6 separate regions of the Homo sapiens genome follow, and all the other regions are linked to region 2. Evidence: chromatin contacts called from ENCODE Hi-C or POLR2A ChIA-PET data. All regions are on one chromosome and are shown on one strand. Each heading gives the region's core, a stretch centred on a gene start or an enhancer-like site at or near the end of the contact. The rest is flanking DNA. Distances are from core to core; before and after follow the strand shown.

What was found. A loop is a pair of places that touch in the nucleus more often than their neighbours do. ChIA-PET counts read pairs that join two places held with the same protein, here RNA polymerase II (POLR2A). Pooled maps may share reads with other maps.
Region 1: a map of mammary epithelial cell shows a loop between it and region 2 (11-fold over the local background). The contact joins two enhancer-like sites. A Hi-C loop is called at or near these places in 26 of 168 maps with a recorded cell type or tissue (CD14-positive monocyte, CD4-positive, alpha-beta memory T cell, CD8-positive, alpha-beta T cell and 16 more) and 29 of 50 pooled maps. POLR2A ChIA-PET finds 5 or more read pairs at or near these places in 4 of 52 experiments (AG04449, MCF 10A, T-cell and 1 more).
Region 3: a loop to region 2 is called in a pooled map, with 4 times the contacts of the local background. The contact joins two enhancer-like sites. A Hi-C loop is called at or near these places in 2 of 37 single-sample maps with no recorded cell type and 6 of 50 pooled maps.
Region 4: a map of GM12878 shows a loop between it and region 2 (1.8-fold over the local background). The contact joins two enhancer-like sites. A Hi-C loop is called at or near these places in 1 of 168 maps with a recorded cell type or tissue (GM12878), 15 of 37 single-sample maps with no recorded cell type and 11 of 50 pooled maps.
Region 5: a pooled map shows a loop between it and region 2 (4-fold over the local background). The contact joins two enhancer-like sites. A Hi-C loop is called at or near these places in 20 of 37 single-sample maps with no recorded cell type and 9 of 50 pooled maps. POLR2A ChIA-PET finds 5 or more read pairs at or near these places in 2 of 52 experiments (activated CD4-positive, alpha-beta memory T cell and naive thymus-derived CD8-positive, alpha-beta T cell).
Region 6: a map of ascending aorta shows a loop between it and region 2 (2.5-fold over the local background). The contact joins two enhancer-like sites. A Hi-C loop is called at or near these places in 17 of 168 maps with a recorded cell type or tissue (CD8-positive, alpha-beta T cell, ascending aorta, cardiac septum and 13 more), 2 of 37 single-sample maps with no recorded cell type and 29 of 50 pooled maps.

What each region holds. Positions count from the first base shown.
Region 1 is chr6:156,951,997-156,955,071 of GRCh38, forward strand. All of the region lies in intron 4 of ARID1B (AT-rich interaction domain 1B), which reads left to right. Among named protein-coding and RNA genes, the nearest start is that of MIR4466, 170 kb to the left of the region's middle. Within about 2 kb of position 1,760, at least 9 of the 41 ENCODE cell types and tissues checked have a DNase peak (open chromatin) inside an H3K27ac peak, as active enhancers do.
Region 2 is chr6:156,687,193-156,690,152 of GRCh38, forward strand. No RefSeq gene overlaps it. Among named protein-coding and RNA genes, the nearest start is that of ARID1B, 89 kb to the right of the region's middle. RefSeq lists an enhancer at 1-670 and a silencer at 24-333. Within about 2 kb of position 1,624, at least 8 of the 41 ENCODE cell types and tissues checked have a DNase peak (open chromatin) inside an H3K27ac peak, as active enhancers do; they include ascending aorta, where a contact is called at or near this core.
Region 3 is chr6:157,098,833-157,101,667 of GRCh38, forward strand. All of the region lies in intron 5 of ARID1B (AT-rich interaction domain 1B), which reads left to right. Among named protein-coding and RNA genes, the nearest start is that of TMEM242, 220 kb to the right of the region's middle. Within about 2 kb of position 1,504, at least 5 of the 41 ENCODE cell types and tissues checked have a DNase peak (open chromatin) inside an H3K27ac peak, as active enhancers do.
Region 4 is chr6:156,974,902-156,977,938 of GRCh38, forward strand. All of the region lies in intron 4 of ARID1B (AT-rich interaction domain 1B), which reads left to right. Among named protein-coding and RNA genes, the nearest start is that of MIR4466, 200 kb to the left of the region's middle. Within about 2 kb of position 1,755, at least 6 of the 41 ENCODE cell types and tissues checked have a DNase peak (open chromatin) inside an H3K27ac peak, as active enhancers do.
Region 5 is chr6:157,053,286-157,056,342 of GRCh38, forward strand. All of the region lies in intron 4 of ARID1B (AT-rich interaction domain 1B), which reads left to right. Among named protein-coding and RNA genes, the nearest start is that of TMEM242, 270 kb to the right of the region's middle. RefSeq lists a silencer at 2,256-2,456. Within about 2 kb of position 1,311, at least 4 of the 41 ENCODE cell types and tissues checked have a DNase peak (open chromatin) inside an H3K27ac peak, as active enhancers do.
Region 6 is chr6:157,182,792-157,185,855 of GRCh38, forward strand. ARID1B (AT-rich interaction domain 1B) reads left to right here. Exons shown (of 20, transcript NM_001374828.1): 13 at 1,440-1,644. Among named protein-coding and RNA genes, the nearest start is that of TMEM242, 140 kb to the right of the region's middle. RefSeq lists a silencer at 904-1,198. Within about 2 kb of position 1,605, at least 10 of the 41 ENCODE cell types and tissues checked have a DNase peak (open chromatin) inside an H3K27ac peak, as active enhancers do; they include ascending aorta, where a contact is called at or near this core.

The DNA.
Region 1 (3,075 bases), core at 510-3,009, 260 kb after region 2:
TCCAAAGAAGTAGCTTATTGAACCCATTTTTATTTCACAATAATTTTTAAAAATAATTATTTTATAAGCATAAAACGTGTACCAGGGTGGAAACCCATTTAGTCAGGAAAGAGTTGAATTGTGAAGAGAGTGTTTTTTTATACATGTGTTTTTCTTTGTTTTGAGGGATAGGTGTGTGAGTGACATTTGTAATTTAGCTTGTTTTTCTGGGAAGAAGATTGCTGATCCTTGGGTTTAAAGATGAGGGCTCAAGATTAATTGATGAGACTAGTGATGGTCTAAATTTTACAGAACATGCATGCCACTAATAGCTTAATAGTTAGGATGATAACAGTTTGTGAGTGAATTTATGTGCTTTATTTTTCTCGAACTTACTGACTTTGAATACGTTATAAAATTGGAGCTGTGCTCCTAAGGAGTAACATGGAACTCCATCATAGGTCCACCTCCAGCAAAAGGCTAGCAGGGGTGGTGGGGACACTGAGGCTGGCTTGATTTCCCATCCTGCCCCCCATGGTTGGTCGTGGGAAGAAGGTCGGGCTGCCGTGGCTCCTGTGCACTTTGGTTGCTGAGAGTGGTTGTGGGCAGCAGGCCGGTGAGCAGTGGGGGCAGGGATCTTGACACCAGCCCTTGTTGGACTCCACACCCTTCTGACCATTCATCCACCTTTGGGAGTGGGGAGCAGGGTCTGTTGAAAGAGGCAGCCGTGTCATGCTCCTGTTAGTAAGGGAACTAGACTTTTTTGAGCCTAAAACCATACAAGAGAATTCAACAGAAAGAGAATTTAATGTATATATTCATTCTTGTAAAACAATAATATTGTAGTAAAACTTACATCTGTGTGTTTGCTGGCCAGGCTAGTCATTTATGACTTTCTTCGAGTAAGCGAAAATCCTTGGAGTCTGGCAATTCTTCCTTGTAGGGAATCTTCAAGAAGACTTTAGCTCCAACTTTATTCTTTTGTATTTCATTACCTCTGGGAAAATTACTAGCTGGGCATTTTGTGGCATTCTCAACCTCAACTCTAGGGCTAGTGCTTTTAAAATCTGGTCAACTGCGTAATTGTGAAACAGTACTGTGTCAGCTTTATGCACTTATTATTATTTTTTTAAGACACAAAAACTTACAAATTGGCAAATTGTTTTTCAGTGTTTTCCCCTTCACAGGGCTTTAAAAATATCTTGAGTATGTTGGGGTTAGATTGGGTGGTTGGAAAGCAAAGCTCCAAGTGCTAGAATGGACGGCTGCCCTCTGCAGCTTCAACACAGGGATCCACTCAGCCCCCTTAGCTGACTACTGGTGCTTAAAACGGTTTTTGACAAACGCCAGAGTTTCACAAATATAGAAGTAGCAGTTATAGAGGTGGTTTTGCAAGTCCCTTGGAACATTCATGCAGGTCTGCAGTCACTCTTAATTTGAATGAGAAAGAAGATGGTAGAAACTATTTTTATTTTCTCCTGGGAGCAAGAGAAAAGGAAGGCTAGAACTCTGTACTATGTAATTTTAAAAAAAGAAAAAAATCGGACTCCATTGAGATTCTTTCTTGTTTACTTTTTGTTTTACTCTCTCTGTCTCCTAGTATGTTTGACTAATGTAAGTCTTCCCCCAGGAATATGAGAATATGTGGTACCGTCCGCCTCATAACCTTCCTGGATATTTTTATAATTTATCATCAGCTGACACTGCTTGGGTAGAATATTCTTACCACTCCCTCTGGCTGCTGGAAGTCTGAAATTACATCTTTGTCTTTGAAGTCAGGCATACTGTTAGCGTTGCTATGGTGACAGGGTGGGTAATGGCCTCCGCAGACAGGAGATTGGTATTTAGCGTTTAAACACTGCTGTACACAAGGCCTTGATTTTTAGAGTGGTTACTGAACTATCCCCTTTTAGTAAATGTTTAAAAATTACATTTTTACATGGTCTTACTAGATTAATAGTCATGGTTTATTTCATTTTAACTGCAAGGATAAAAGCATTATTCCATTAAATGGGCAGCTTTTTTTTCTCTTTTGGTTTATGCATTATTAACACAGGCTTTCCTGTTTTGCTTGTAACATTTTATAGGCTTTTTCAAACACGCAGTCAGATTTGCTCTGTTGCTCCTTTATTTTTTGGACTTAGCCCATTATCTGCTTGATCTTGGACAATTTCAGAGGAGACAAAGTTCTAAGGAACTAAGCTTTTAAAATATTAAAAATGAAGTTCTTTTTTTTTTTTAATGTATGAGTGATAATATTGATCAAGATGTCTCTTTGGTTTCAAGTTTCTAGTTAGCCCCTTTCCTGAACTATACCCTCACATGAGATAGTAAAGGAAGGACAGTTTATGGTTCTGGAGAACTGTTGGACATTTTGAAAATGCTTTAGTTGATGTAACTTTCGAAGCAATATGCTCTGACATAGTCAGCCTGTGTGGAATGAGGCCGTTTGCACACACATACATATGATTTTTTTTTATCTGTGAGTATTTTGTCTTTAGAATAAAGATGAATCTTAATAGTTTGTATGGTATATACAAGTCCCTGTCTACCTGATACATAAACTGCTACTAAAACATCATTTTTAATGTCTTGTGATACAGAATTTATTACTTTATGAGGTATTTTATTTGTGGTAATTTAAATTGTTTAGGAAGTTTTTCCTTACATTAGCTCGAACTGTTTTTTTTGTTTGTTTTTTTAAATCCTGGTTCTACTTCTGCCTTCTTAAACCACACAAGGTAAATCTAAATCCTTCTTCTATATGACGGCTGTTCACGTATTTGAAGATAGTTTTCATTTACTAGGATTTCTTCTGGGCTATTAATAGTTACTTTAACTATTTCCCCCACTGTGTGGTCTCAAGTTCCCCTGCACCCTATTCTTAATTCCTTAATGAGCTTCATTTTTGTATAAGCACCTCTAAATGTGATATCCACAACCAAAGGGCAGGCTCCAAAGGCATGGCTGGCGGAGGCCACCTGGCCCGCTTTGTGTTGGACCGTCACGCTGCCGTGTATCGGAGGCGTCAGGGTCTGCAGGGCTTTGCGGCAGCTGCAGCCCACTCTTGCCACTGTGATGGGAGCTGCTCTGAAG
Region 2 (2,960 bases), core at 374-2,873:
TTACTGGGGCGGAAAACACGCGGCGGGGGAGGAGCGGGCACAGACGCAGCCGGGCGGGGAGAGCCAGGAATGTTCCTCCCGGCGTGGGGAGAGGAGAGGACACGGGCAGAGAAAATAGTCCCCGCCCGGCGCGGGGCGCGCGGGGTCCGGGTCCCGGGCGGCTCCGGGTGGCGCGGCGGCGCGAGGGTTCCGGCCGCGCGGAGTCGGGGCGCAGGGAGCCTCAGACGCCGCGGGCGCGCGTGCGCGGTGCGGCCCCCACGCCCCGGCCGCGGCGGCCTCGGCGGCGCCAGCCTCCGGCTCGGCGAGCGCGGCGGCGGGCGGGCCGCAAAACCTGGGCCGGAGCCGGGCGCGGAGCGGGCGGCGCCGCGGAGTTTGGGCGGCAGCGCGGCCCGGCGAGGAGCTGGAGAAGCCGGCGGCAGGGGGACGCGCACGCCGAAGAAAAGCCCCTCTCCCGCGTCCCTCACTCGCTCCTGGAGGCCGAAGAGCGGGGCTCGCGATGCCGGTGCAAGATTCCCAATCAGGCCTGGGAGGAAATGGATGCAATTAGGGCACACCCCCGTCCCGCAGTTGCCAGGAGCCTGAAGATCTATGACCGACTTAAGCCATTTCTGGAAAAGTCATATTTTCCAGGCTTTCGTGAAATACTCATTGCTCCTATTCTAAATCTGGAGGCGAATGTGCATCTATTTCAGGGGGAATGAAAGATGTGAAAAGTAGACTGGGCTCCGGGAAATGTGGGTAATGGGACTGGACCTGCGCCTGGGGTCCGCCCACCCGTCATCTCCCGGGAGCCCCCCGACGTGTGCCATTAAGCATAAGGCGCGTTAAGCGCTGCCACAAAGTCCCGAAAAGGCGAATTAAAAAGGATCACTTCTCCCTCAGGATCTTGATTTTTACTAAGGGAAAACGTGCGTTAAAGAAAAGCCAGCGAGCGCTGGCGTGGCCCTGTCATTATCTTGGCGTCTCTGCTGACCTCCATTTCAGCCTGGACTACACTGGGTTCCAGTTCTGTTTTCCTATTTCCCCGGACTCCTAGAGGGTGGATACCAAGGCTGATTGTTGTCTGTTCTGCCCCAGCCCTCCAGGGTACACCATAGGTGCTCAGTAGATGACTCCTGAGTATATATTGGAGGTGATAGTAAAATGCTACCAAGCACAGAGGAAAGAACAGTTAAAGGGTCAGACGGTGCTTTGTGAAAGGCCAGGCATTTGAGCTGGATTCTGAAGACCAACTCTAGATGACAGTAAAGGCCACTCCAGGTTGAGGGAACAACATGAGCAAAGCAGGGAACCTACAATGAGTAGGAAAGTGATGAATCTGCATAGGGGGTTACTCAGGGGGCATAGAAAAGGAAGCCAGGAAGCCACTGAATACCTTGCCACACAGGTAACAGCCAGGAAAAGCACAAAACATGCTGTTCAGTGGTTCTGGAATATGGGCATGCAAATATATAATAAAATAAGCAATGTGGATATACAAAAACAAAAGTAAAAAGAAAAACAGGACAGTTTATTGGGGAATTTCAGAAAAAGTACATGAAACAAAAAAGAAATGTCAAGGAAAATCCCTGGCCTGAAACTCCCAGAACAAAACATTTAATACCATTTGTGGGGGCTCTTTATGAAAGAGGGAGAAAGAAAAGAGGTAACAAAGAGGAACTAGTGTTTTGATTAAAGATCTTTGACCATAACAATGCGAAAGCATAAGGTCTCTTATCATAAGAGACCTGTGTCTTATCCTGTATCATAAGACACAGGAGATTTTAGACATCACTGTTAAGAAAGAGCTGGAACTCAGAATTAACAAGAGAAGAGGGAGAGATTAAACAGAAGATAAATGTGGATCATCAAGGAATTTTAAATTGTAGCACAGTCACTCAATAGAGTATTATGCAGTCATTAAAACTGCAGTGTATTTATTGGAAGGATGTTCACAACCTATTGTTATGTGAAGAAACAAGTTACAGATGAGCAGATCTGGAGGGACATACTTAAAATGTTAGCAGCGGCTCTCTCTTGATGTTTTGATTGTTAGTGATTTTTCGCTTTCTCCTTCATGCCTGTATTACCTGAATTTTTACAATGAGCAATTAATAAAACAATAAATGAACACAAGATTAAGCAAAGTTTTAATCTTGTGAAAATGTATGTGAGTTTTCTGTTGTGAAACTGAAATGATGTCTGTGGCATTGGAAATCCTCAAGGCAAAGAAGGAAAGAAGAGAGCCTCCCGAGTCATACTAATCAGAGGCCTGCACACGTGCTATTTGGTACTCTCTGTACCATCTGGCTCAAGCTACTTCAAGACCTGTCTGGGCCTCAGCAACCTGATCTCGAAATGAAGGGAATATTAGCATCTACCTAACAAGTGGCTATGAAGACCAGAAATGATATCTGTAAAACGCTTAGTGCTCAGACCCCACGAGGCGCCCAGGGCTCCGTGAGTGGAAGCTCTCATAGGAGCAAAGAGCATAGGCTTTAGAAAATGCCTTTCTTCTGGGATCCTTCCTTTACCACTGTGGTGGTCATTAGAGCTGTCTGCAAAAATTCCTCCTCTCCCTTTGAGATAATAAGAGTGTACTTCCTTGGCCCTCTGAAGTTACAGGTACCATGTGACAGCCTCTGGCCAACAAAATAAACAGAAGTAACATGTGCCAGCATTGAGCACTTTGCGGTCTTCTCCTTTTCCACTTGCATGACAACCAGCAGTGTCCTGGTAGTGTCTGCCGAGGTCCTAGATTGAGGAAGAAGCCTCCAGAGACCTTGGTAGACATTTAGCAGGAGGGAGGAATAAATCTTTGATATTGTAAGCCACTAAGATTTGGGAGCTCTTTGTTATCAAAGCTCAGTTTAAGTCACCCTGACTGACACAGCTACTTACTAGTTTCGTGACCTTGAGAAAGTGACCTACCTGCTCCAGTTTGCCATCTATTCCCCTGAAAATCTAGGTGTTAGCATTCC
Region 3 (2,835 bases), core at 254-2,753, 410 kb after region 2:
TGTGCCTCAGTCAAACCCAAAGCACATTATATTCCCACACCTTTCAGGCCACTTAGCAGTCATCCAGACTAAAAATGTCTCATTTTAATGCGGAGAATCCTCTGTATGTAAATGTTTTATGACTCCAGTTTATTTTTTTTATTTTTTTTGAGACGGAGTCTCGCTCTGTCACCCAGGCTGGGGCGCAGTGGCATGATCTCAGATCGCTGCAGCTTCCGCCTCTCAGGTTTAAGCAATTCTCCTGACTCAGCCTCCCAAGTAGCAGGGATTACAGGTGCCCACCACCACGCATTTTTGTAGAGACAGGGTTTTATCATGTTGGCCAGGCTAGTCTCGAACTCCTGACCTCAAGCAATCTGCCTGCCTTGGCTTCCTGAAGTGCTGGGATTACAAGCGTGAGCCATTGCGCTGGGCCAACTCCAGTTTATCTTTAATCAAAGCTGTGCTGACTTAAATAGTTAAGTCTAGAAGTCCGTGCATCACCATGTATCCTCTGACTTAACTTGTCCTTTGCCTTGCCAGAGACTTTTCAGTTTCTTTGCCCCAAGTTCTCTGTGGGAAGGTATCTCCCCAAAAGGGATCTCATGGGTATTAGTGATCAGACTATTAAACCAACTTGCAAGGGTCTGTCTTACCCTCGCACCTGTCACAGAGTTATGAGGAGGACCCATGCGAAAAACATTGTGTAGTTTTAGTATGTTTAATTAATAAAAGAAAAGTTCTGGTTTGAATCTATGATAGCAGGCTGGGTGAGTAACGTTTTATAAGTTGGTCTTTAAGGGCTTTTATGAGGACATAATTCACATAGACCACATCATACTCACTTCTGTTTTCTACCTGTTGGCTGATCGTCCTTTATAGCTAATCTATCTTCAAGCCTAGGAGTGAGGTTTAGAAAAAGACTTGGAACACTCAGACCACAGTAGGGAGGAGAGTTGAAAAGCTTAATCCGGCAGGTTTTTGACAGTGTATTAGTTTGTTTAGAATAAAGGTATATGGCCCTGTGAACGGTGCGTGGGAGCTGTCTTGTTCTCTCAAGTTCGGGAATTGGAAGTATCCTTATTCCCTTCATGGCTCGGGAGTATCCAAGTCAGATAGCCTCTGAAGTGCCCATTTATCTGTATTTTTAGGACCTAATGACACATGAATAGTCTGTAATATTTTGGATAAGGATTTAGGAAAGTCTAGCCCCGTTTTGAATGAACTTTCGAGCTGTATGACATGAAAAGGTTTATCTCTCAAAGCAGGGGCTTAACTCCTTCAAGGTGAGGACACCAAATTGCTGTGGTTCTGTGTTCTCAGTTGAAAGGTAGGGAAGAACATTACTTTCTGGTTTATACTGCTCTAATCTGAGATAGGATTTATTCACAATAAAGAATTGTGTTGACAGCCTGTTCACCAACATCTTCCCCACCCCTCTGCCCTGATACAGGACCTTTTGGTAAAGGGTGAGGTGATCTTATTAGAGACAGAGGCACACACACCCCATGCTGAACAATAGGAAGTGTTATAAGTTCACACCCACGCACTTCAGATAAACTGTTAACCGGAACCACTAAGCGGAAGCCTGAGCAGATTCTGTATTTCAGTAGTTTGCTTGGAGCATATCGAAGTTGGTGTCAGCCAGCCTGCTTCTTCATTCTGAGAATAAGTGGGATTTTTTTCCGTTCTTGAAGCAAGTGAAATAGAAAACACTGAACAGAAGGATGCTATGTCTAAATAACTTGTGGGTTTTCTAACTCATCTAAATAAATGCCTGAGACTAGGACATTTGTTGAATGTATGGATTATCAAAAATGTATTTTTCATTTACACCATTAGGTATTATGCAGGTTTTTAAAGAAATGACCCATGAAATCCTTGTGCTGTGTTGCAGAGCTGTACCATCTTACCATACTCTAGCTTCTTACTAACTGAGATAAGATGTACAGTGATTTCCACAGATGCGGAGTCTACCATGCAACCAACCAATGCTGTCTCTTAACAAAATTATATTGTCATTTATCATGGTGGAAGGAAAGATCCTGACCAGTTCTTCATGTTGCAGAAATTAAAGGAGCAACTAAATACAACCCATAGTAAGAAGTTATAGTGTAATTACTAGTGGGTTTGGCAGAATATAAGAAATGCATCCTCCAGAAGATCGGTAAAGTCAGATGGTGGCAGGTGAGACCCGTATTCTACTTTAAAGATTTGAAAGAGAGCCGATTTCCATGAGGCTGTACTAGAATAAAGCAACCCAGTGTTTTAATTTTGGATGCAGCAGCAGAATTGCACAGTCAGTGGGAAGCACAAGATGAACACGATCATAGTAGTAATGTATCAGTATTTGGTTGCTACAATGTGTTCTTTTAATTTCTCACTAAAGTTAATGACACCACCAAGAATTCTTGATGAGTAGAAGAATTAATTCAATTGCTAATTGCTGAAAACCATGAACTATGTATTGATTTTGTAGCACCATCCCATGGGAGTAACTTGATCATGATAGAGTTATTTGCAAAGTGACTGGAAGCATTCCTCATTTCTTCTCAGAATTCAACAAGAACCACAACCAGTTTAATTCACACGGACCTAAGAATAGGTCTGTCTTACCCTTGCCACTGTCACAGAGTTTATGAAGAGGGCCCAAGTACTTGCCACTAAACACCTCATGATCTCCATGTATTGAGGATGATTGGCCAAGAAAATTATCCAAATTTCCATGGTTTCACATGTCTTTTCACATTAATTATAAAAAGCCAATCTTCTTGAATTACTAATCGAAGAATATAATTTAGGACATTGCCCTCTATATAGTGAGTACTCTTTTTTTTTTTTAACCTCATTTGGTAC
Region 4 (3,037 bases), core at 505-3,004, 290 kb after region 2:
TACACATATTTATTTTATCTACCATTTGATGGCCATTTGGGTTCTTTCCACTTTTCAGCTATTTTGAATAGTTCTGCCAGGAACAGTCATGTGTAGGTCTTTCTGTAGACATATTTTCAGTTCTCTTCAGTAGATACTTAGAAGTGGAATCTGCTGGGGGTGTGTGATTTTTGTGTAACATTTGAAGAAACTGCCACACTGTTTTCCAAATGACTGAACCATTTTACATTCTTATAAGCGGTGTTCCTCTCCACACCTCACCAGCACTTATCTTTTGTCTTTTGCATCGTGGCCATTTTTGTGGATGTGACTGGGGTTTTAATTTGCATTTTCCTAGTAATCAATGATGTGCATCTTTTAATGTGTGCATTGGCCATTTATACACCCTTTTTGGTGAAATGTCTATTCAAATATTTTGCCCATTTTAAAATTGGAGGAGTTTTGTCTTGAGTTTTAAGGGTTCTTTATATATCATGGATATGCATCTTTTATCATATATATGATTTGCAGATATTTTCTCACAGGCTGTGGTTTATCTTTTCACTTGCTTAAAAGGTGTCTTTTGAAGCAAAAAAATACCTTTAATTTTGCTGAAGTCCAACTTTACCATTTTTAAAAATCACTTGTGCTTTTGGTGCGAAACTGCCTCATTTTCAAAAGACATTTTTTTCCACCGGATATAGAATTTTAGTTTGACTGTATTTTTTTTTTCTTTTTTTTTTTTTTTTTCAGTTCCTTAAAGATACTGGTCCACTGTCTTCTGGCTTTCATTGTTTTGGCAAGAAGTCTTTTTAATTTTATTGTTCTTGATGTAATGTGTTTTTTTCTGACTCCTTTTAAGATTTTTCTCCTCTTCCCCCCATCTTTCCATGCCACCACAGTGGTGCATGTCACGAGCGTCCATGTGAAGAGACCACCAGGCAAGCTTTACGTGAACAGTAAAGCTTTTTTATTTCACCTGGGTGCAGGCGGGCTGAGTCCGAAGAGTCAGCAAAGGGTGATGGGATTATCATTAGTTCTTATAGGTTTGTGATAGGCGGTGGAGTTGGGAGCAGTTTTTTTGTGGGCAGGGGGAGGATCTTACAAAGTACCTTCTCAAGGGTGGAGCGGGTGTATCGTACAAAGTACATTCACAAGGACGGGGGAATATCATAAAGTACATAAGCGCAAGGGCTGGGAGGGGGTGTATTGTCACAAAGTCAATTGATCAGTCAGGGTGGGGCAGGAACAAATCACAATGGTGGAATGGCATCAGTTAAGGCAGGAACTGGCTATTTTCACTTTTGTGAATCTTCAGTTGCTTCAGGCCATCTGGATGTATATGTGCAGGTCACAGGGGATATGACGGCTTAACTTGGGCTCAGAGGCCTGACAGTGCACACGGATGTCCTGGCTGACATTCTCAAGAGCATCAACAATGCCGAAAAGAGGCAAACGCTAGGTGCTTTTTAAGCTGTGCTCCAAGGTCATTGCCCGTTTCTCACTGTGATGATGCAGCACGGATTATGCGGGGTGGAGTTGGGGGGACTTCCTGGGCCGGGGGACTTTTGCAAGAGACCCCGGTGACTCAGGATTTTGAGTTCTTAACCAGTCGAGTGAAGGATTCAAAATTAACCACTCCAAGGGAGGATTGAAAAAAGAACCACTCTCAGTGGACAAAAAGAAAGAAAGGGGAGAGGGTAACACAGGGATATAAGCCCTAGTCACCCGAGCCAGCAACGGCAACCCTTCTGGGTCCCCTTCCACCACGTGGAAGCTTTCCTTTCACTTTGTTCAGTAAACTGCGCTGCTGCTCACTCTCCTGGTCCGTGGACTCTTTTTAAGCTGTAACACTCACCGTGAAGGTCCGCAGCTTCATTCATCAAAGTTAGCGAGACCACAAACCCATCGGCAGGAAAAACTCCTAACTCAGTTACATTGGCAAATTTGAAATCATTGATGATCACAGAGCTGGGAAAATTGTTGTGAACCTCACAGGCGGGCTAAACAAGTGTGGAGTGATCAGCCTCAGATTTGATGTGCAACTCAAAGATCTAGAAAAATGGCAGAATAATCTGCTTCCATCCTGCCAGTTTGGTTTCATTGCACTGACAACCTCGGCTGGCATCATGGACCATAAGGAAGCAAGATGAAAACACACAGCAGGGAAAATCCTGGAATTCTTTTTCTAGGGATGTAATACATATTTACAAAAAAAAAAAAAAAAAGATTTTTCTCTCTCCTTGGTTTTAAGAAATTTAATTATGATGGGACTGGTGTGGTTTTCTTTGTGTGTCTTTTGGTTGTGTTTTATTGACTTTCATATCTGTAGATTTACAGTTTTTATCAAATTTGGAAAAAATTCAAGTCAGTTTTTTTCTTCAGATATTTATCCTGTCTCCTCTTTTTTTTTTTTTTTAAACAGCAGCTCTAACTAAATATATATATTAGACCTACCCTGAAGTCTCTTTCTCTTTGTGTTTTATTTTTCCTTTGTGGGCTGTGTCTTCAATTTCAGGCTTATTCGTTTTCATTTAAAAATTACCATTAAATCTATCCAGTGAAAAAGTGAAAATGTATTTTTTACATGCATCATTAAAGTTTATAGCTTTAGAAGTTCAATTTGGGTTATTTGATTTGGTTTCCATATCTCTACCTTAAGATGCACATTTTTTCTATATTTTTTGAACATGTGGAATATAGTTACACTAATTTAATATTGTTGACTTTCAGTTCCATTGTCTTTGTTGTTCTGTGTACATTTCAATTGACTGATTTTTCTCTTCATTTGGGGTCTTTTGTTTTTGTTTGCTTTTGTTTTTGTTTGCTTCTTTGCTTTCTGGTAATTTTTATTGTGTGCCAGACATTGTGAATTTTACCTTGTTGATGACTGGGTATCTTTCTTTTTATTCCTATAAACATCCTTGAACTTTAGTCTGGGACCCAGGCATATTACTTGGAAACAGCTTGATCCTTTTGGGTCTTACTTTAAGCTTTGGGAGGTGGGACAGGGTAAGCAGGGTCTGCACTGATTCTGCCCACTTTTCGGGCAGATTCC
Region 5 (3,057 bases), core at 61-2,560, 370 kb after region 2:
CGTGTTGCCAGGGTGGTCTTGAACTCCTGAGCTCAGGCAATCTGCCCACCTCAGCCTCCCAAAGTTCTGGGATTACAGGTGTGAGCCACCACCCCTGGCCTATCATGCAGAATTTAAGCTAGCTATTCTGAAGATAGCAATAGCCCTTTGGGGGATGTGCTGTCTTGACTGGTTTCTCTTGTCAATAGTATAAACAGAGCAGTATATAAAACTATTAACTTTTCTACATCTTTTTAATACAAGTAGTTTATAATTTCAGCTTCCTACTAGGCAATTATTCAATCCTGCAACTTTATTCCTGAATTTTGGCTATAATTATTATCACTTGAATGTAGAAATGATTCCCTCTTTAAGGACCTTAGTTTGAGTGGGGTTTGCTTTGTTTTATGAGATTAGGAAAAGAATCATGTCTGTGGCTTTTTGTTGCTTACGTGTATAATATCAAGCCTTTCTATAAGTTTGATTTATTATGATAGCATGAAATTTTTCTTCTATGAAAGTGGATGAGCTGGGCACTGTGGTTCACGCCTGTAATCCCAGCACTTTGGGAGGCCGAGGCAGGTGGATCACCTGAGGTCAGGAGTTCAAGACCAGCCTGGCCAACATGGTGAAACCCCGTCTCTACTAAAATACAAAAAAATAAAAATAAAAACATTAGGCCGGGCACAGGGGCTCATGCCTGTAATCCCAGCACTTTGGGAGGCTGAGATGGGTGGATCACCTGAGGTCGGGAGTTCGAGACCAGCCTGACCAACATGGAGAAACCCCGTCTCTACTAAAAATACAAAATTAGCCAGGCCTGGTGGTGCGTGCCTGTAATCCCAGCTATTCGGAAGGCTGAGGCAGAAGAATCGCTTGAACCCGGGAGGCGGAGGTTGCAGTGAGCCAAGATTGTGCCATTGCACTCCAGCCTGGGCCACAGAGCAAGACTCTGTCTCAAAAAAAAGAAGGTGGATGGCCAGGAGCTGTGTGATTCTTTGCCTTAGATTAGGTTTTTCCCCTTGGAAATGCTGTGTCTTAAAACTGAGATTTGTAACACAAGGCAGCATCAAACTATCTTCAATTTCCTTAGCATCTTTTAATGTTCTTACTGCCCAATTAAATATTTGGTTTTTAAAATGGTAGTGAGTTATAGTTTTTTGAAATAATGTGTTTGTATTATTTTATAATAAACATGTAAATCTGGTGATAGGATTCAGAGCTACAAGGGACATGAGAAATTATGTAATCTATTGCCCCTGTGTTATAAAAGTAGGAAGTGAGGCTCATGGAAGGACTAGTAACCACCTAGACCTCACATCTCCTCACTTCCTATCTGGGGCTTTTTGTTCTATGTCTGAGGAAGTGGTTCTTACCTAAAGAGCAAGGTTTGTGGAAATAGTTGTTCACATTGAGCTGTGAAAGGCAAAAGAACCACAGCCTAGGCCTACTTACTAGATGTCACTGTTACAGGGGTGATTGTCAGATTGGTTAAAGCAGAAATCTTTGAAAATGATGCAATCATTATACATTTTATTTTAGCATAAAACACATAAATGTCTATTCACGTGTACCTCCCTCCTGTCCATGGTTCACCGCTGTCTCAGCCGTACCTCATTCTGCAGCAGCGTTTCACTAGCTCACTCATCCCCAGTGGTGGGTCTCTTTTCACATGGATACATCACCTGGTTCCATTTTCCATTCAGTTTAGAACTGGAGTAACTTGTAGCATAAACCTGCAGAGGAGGGAACAGAACTCACCACTGGGAAGCATCCTCCTCAGCTGGCATCAGCCGGGAAGTAGGGGGGCTTTCCAGAGAGGAGCCACCTCACCACTGAAGCCAGCAGATACCTCAGGTGGAGCTTAGTGCCTGCTGTGTGGATAAGGGGACCATTTGCATTGGTTTCCCTTTGGAAATGATGAGTGATTATCTTTCCTTCTACTTCAAGCCAGATCTCCAATAATATGCTGCTATAGAAAAGATACAGATCATTAATTGGTTAACTAGACAATAATCATTAGTTTACCCATCTTATTTTTATGCCTTTGATTTTCCTTTCCAGTAACATAATCTTTTTTTGTTTCTGTCTTTGTCGTTTAAATTCACCCGTAGAACTTGTACAAAGTACTCTTTAGAAGTAGCTGCTCAAAATTTTTGCTTTAAAAAGAAAACACCCAAATATCACCTTAAATTTCAAACCTTTACTGCTCACTGTAGTAACTGCTCTCTAGTCCTTAAATTTGATTATAATATTCTTGATAACAATAGAAAGCTAACTTTAACAAAAAGGAAAATTTGAAAATTCTTACAGATCTCCTCTGGTGAGATTTGAAAGGTAAGTGAGGTTTCAAATGTATTAATTTTCTGTTGCTGAGTAACACATTACCCCCAAATTCAGCAGTTTAAAACTATTCTTCCTGAGTATCTCACAATTTCTGTAGCCAAGAGTCCAATAACTGGGTCCTCTACTCAGGATCTCGTGAAGTTGAGATAAGGTATTGTCAGGGCTGTGGTCTCATCTGAGGTTTAGGGTTCTCTTCCAAGCTCACCCGTTGGCAGAATTTACTTCCCTGTGGCTGGAGTTCTAAGGTTCCCACCATCATGCCGCATGCTAACCCAGCACCCTTCTCAGTTTCTGGAGGTGACCTGCAGTTCCGTGCCTGTCTCCACAACATGGCAGCAGGCAGGAGATTTGCATTCAATCTCTCCCACCTCTTTTAAGGGATCACCTCTTTAGGTCAGACCCACCCAGGAATATCTCCTTTTATTAACACCAAAGTCAACTGATTAGGGACCTTAATTACATCTGCAAAATCCCTTCTACCCTATAAAGTGACATAATTGCAGAAGTGTTACCTGTCATCTCCACACCGCCCCCACCTCATACTTAGGGTCAGGCATTATGTAGGGTCTGTATACCAGGGGCTGGGAGTTTTAGGAACCATCTTAAAAATCTGCCTCCCACAGCTACTGATTTCACATTTGCCCTCAGATTTTAGAGATACAAAGGTCTTTTTTTTACATGTACTCAAAATGTCCTTAACTTGAATTTTTCTAAAATGCAGCTTTGGAAAAA
Region 6 (3,064 bases), core at 355-2,854, 500 kb after region 2:
GCCTCTCTCTGACCTGGACTCCCTGACCTTTCCCCTCTGCACCTGGGCTCCTTTGCCTTCTGCCCCTGGACTCCCCTGACCTTTCTCCCCTGCACCTAGCCTCTTCTGACATGGATTTTTTAGAATCACCAAGACTGCTCAAACGATTAGATTTTATCAGCCAGCACAGAGTAGATAGTGTCTGGCTACTTCCTTACTGTGACTGTGTCCACAGTATATATAACCAGGCTGGGTCTGTCATGAGACTCTCCGCGGGCTTATAATGAGGGTTGCTGGAATGTAGCTGGGTTGCATCTTTGTCCCCACCCCATCATGCTGTGTACCTTGTGGGCATCAGATGTGGTTGGGAGCAGGTGCTGCCACCACACAAAGCTCAGCTCCCAGCCTTCCTTCTTAGGTCACACTGAGCAGCGCCCAGCTTGCCATTTCTGAAGTAACCTGAAGACCCACAGTTTGCAGCCCTGCATTCAGTGCCAAAAGAGGGCGGTGGGCATCTCCGGGAGCATCCACAATTTATTATACACCACCGAGTACTAAGTAAATGGACAGAAGAGCCGTGTGAGAAAGTTTGAACCCAGAAATTTAATATTTCATTAAAAACCACTGTCCCCTTACCTCCTCCCTTGCCACACAACGCAGGAGACATCAAAAGGCAAAACCTTCCCCAAGTTATTTGCAAATCCTCATGTTTCATCCATGTGTTTAACCGTTTAACCTTTCATAACCTGTTCCCAAGTGGGAATCAAAAGGTTAAAATAATGCCTCGGATCTTGACGTCACATTTCAGGAGTTCTCTTTCTTTCTCCTCCTTTTGCGACTGTGTTGTCTCCAGCCCTTTAAGCCTCCTTGAGTAAGAGCACCGCACAGGAAGGTGTGCACCTGCCCCGTCAGCAGGGCTGGTGGCCAGTGGCATCGCATCATGCTTTTTAAGTTGGGGGCCGTTGGTCCAGGGGCTCATTTGCCTTTGCACGAGGTGCTGCTTTTGCTTTTGCCTGACACCCCAAGCAGTCTTGGGGTGAGGGGATGGGTACGGCCCAGAATCACAGGCCCACTTCTGAGGGCTTGCAGCTGCTGGAATGAGCACTTTCACATCAGTGCCCAAAAACCTAACTTGGAAAATAGTGCCGTTGTTGCTTTTTAAATGTTTTGAGATGCCCTTTTTCCTTAATTGGAGGTGCAGTGGGATGAGCGTGAGGCGTTGGGAGATGTGGCGGGCAGAAGGACCTCCGAGCAGTGCTTTTTCTGTTGCCATCAGCAGGTTCCCTAATGGTTTTATAACTGTAAATGCTGCCTATGCACTGCTGAGTGGGAGTAATGAGCATTAGTTAAAAGAGGCAAATGAAGAAAAGTCAACCAAGACATTAAGTGCTTTTTTTGTCTCCTGGCTTTAAACAAGCCACTTTGTTGCAAACCAATGATCCTGCCGTGTTTTTCACTAGGTTAATAAAAACAAGAAGTGGCGTGAGCTGGCAACCAACCTAAACGTTGGCACCTCAAGCAGTGCAGCGAGCTCCCTGAAAAAGCAGTATATTCAGTACCTGTTTGCCTTTGAGTGCAAGATCGAACGTGGGGAGGAGCCCCCGCCGGAAGTCTTCAGCACCGGGGACACCAAAAAGCAGCCCAAGCTCCAGCCGCCATCTCCTGGTAAGTGGCGGCGCTGCAGTCACTGGCCCAGGAAAGCCCAGGCGCCTGGCCTGGGAGGTTCCGGGAAGGTGGTTTCACAGTCAGGCCAACAGGGAACTTGGGACTTTTGAGAGGTGGGGGGTTCCTGTGTCGTTTTGTTTATTTAATTGGACGCCCACTGGCAGTGTTAAGGGATGAGAGAATTAAATCTGGGATATGGCCATTTCTGGTTGACACTTGGAAGGCACCCCTTCTTTTGCTTTACCTTAATCAAAACAGGCTTTCGAATTCTAAGCCATATACGTTTATTGCTTATACAAGTATTCAAAAAGATTCCATCTACCTCTACACAAAATAAAGATCCCCCAGTGGCCAGTTTGAATACATGTGCACTTCTAGGAAATGCCACCCTACAGGTTCGACAGCTCGAGCTCCCCCGCCCTCTTTCGGAAATCCTCAGATTTGAACTTTAGTAAAATGAAGCCTGGGCTTCGTTTCTAATGTCCCCTACCCAGCAAGTTCTCACTTCTAGGGAATTTAACAAGCTGTCGTGGTAAGGATCCACACGGCCTTGTTTTGGAAACAGGTGGTCTTTTGCAGCCTTGTTCTGGAAGTCAGGGGTCTTAGGAATGGGTGCAGCGCTGGCCACCAACACGCTCGCAGGCCGAGCCACATCAGTGACGCCTGCTGGCTCCCTTCCCTCTCCTCCCCACTGACAGAGACCCTCCCATTCCTTTCAGCTCCCCTGCCAGCCTTCGTTCTACCGTTTGGCTTTCAGATTTGAAATGACAAAATCATATATTCTGATAAATGCAATAGTAGAGAGGGGAAGAAATTGGCACCTTAGTGCTGGGTGGTGACCTTACTCCAGTAGATCCGACCATTCTCTTATCTGTGTCTGCCTCGCAGTCAGCGACCTTCAGCACATTAGCCTCACTGTTCCTGGTCCCTGTCTATGAGATGTGGCTGCACCCACCGCTCCTGTACACAGCTTGTTCTGAGCGTGGCTGGCAGCCCATGTTTCCTGAGCACTTCCAGTGTGCTGGGCCCTTTTCTAAGTGCTATCATTTCATTTTCACATCAGCCCTGTGACATTGATACTATTTTAAAATCCATGAGAAAATGAAGGTCTCGTGGAATCTAAGTACTTGCCCAAAGCCAACTAGCTGGGGAGTAGAAGGTCTTATCTGGGGCATCTGGTGCTACAGTATACACGATACCCACCAGACACCTCTGGCTGTATTGAAAATACCTTTGTAATATGTGAAATGTTTACACATAGAAGCCAGAGAAAGAGGTCATTTCATTTTTAATGATTTCCTCTAGCTGCTGTCTGGATGGCAAAGCTGATATCCAAGGTTGCTAATCAAGGGATCTCACATAAATACGTTTTAGGCCCAAAGTGCACTTGTAGTGAATATACCTAGAATTACATCTGTAG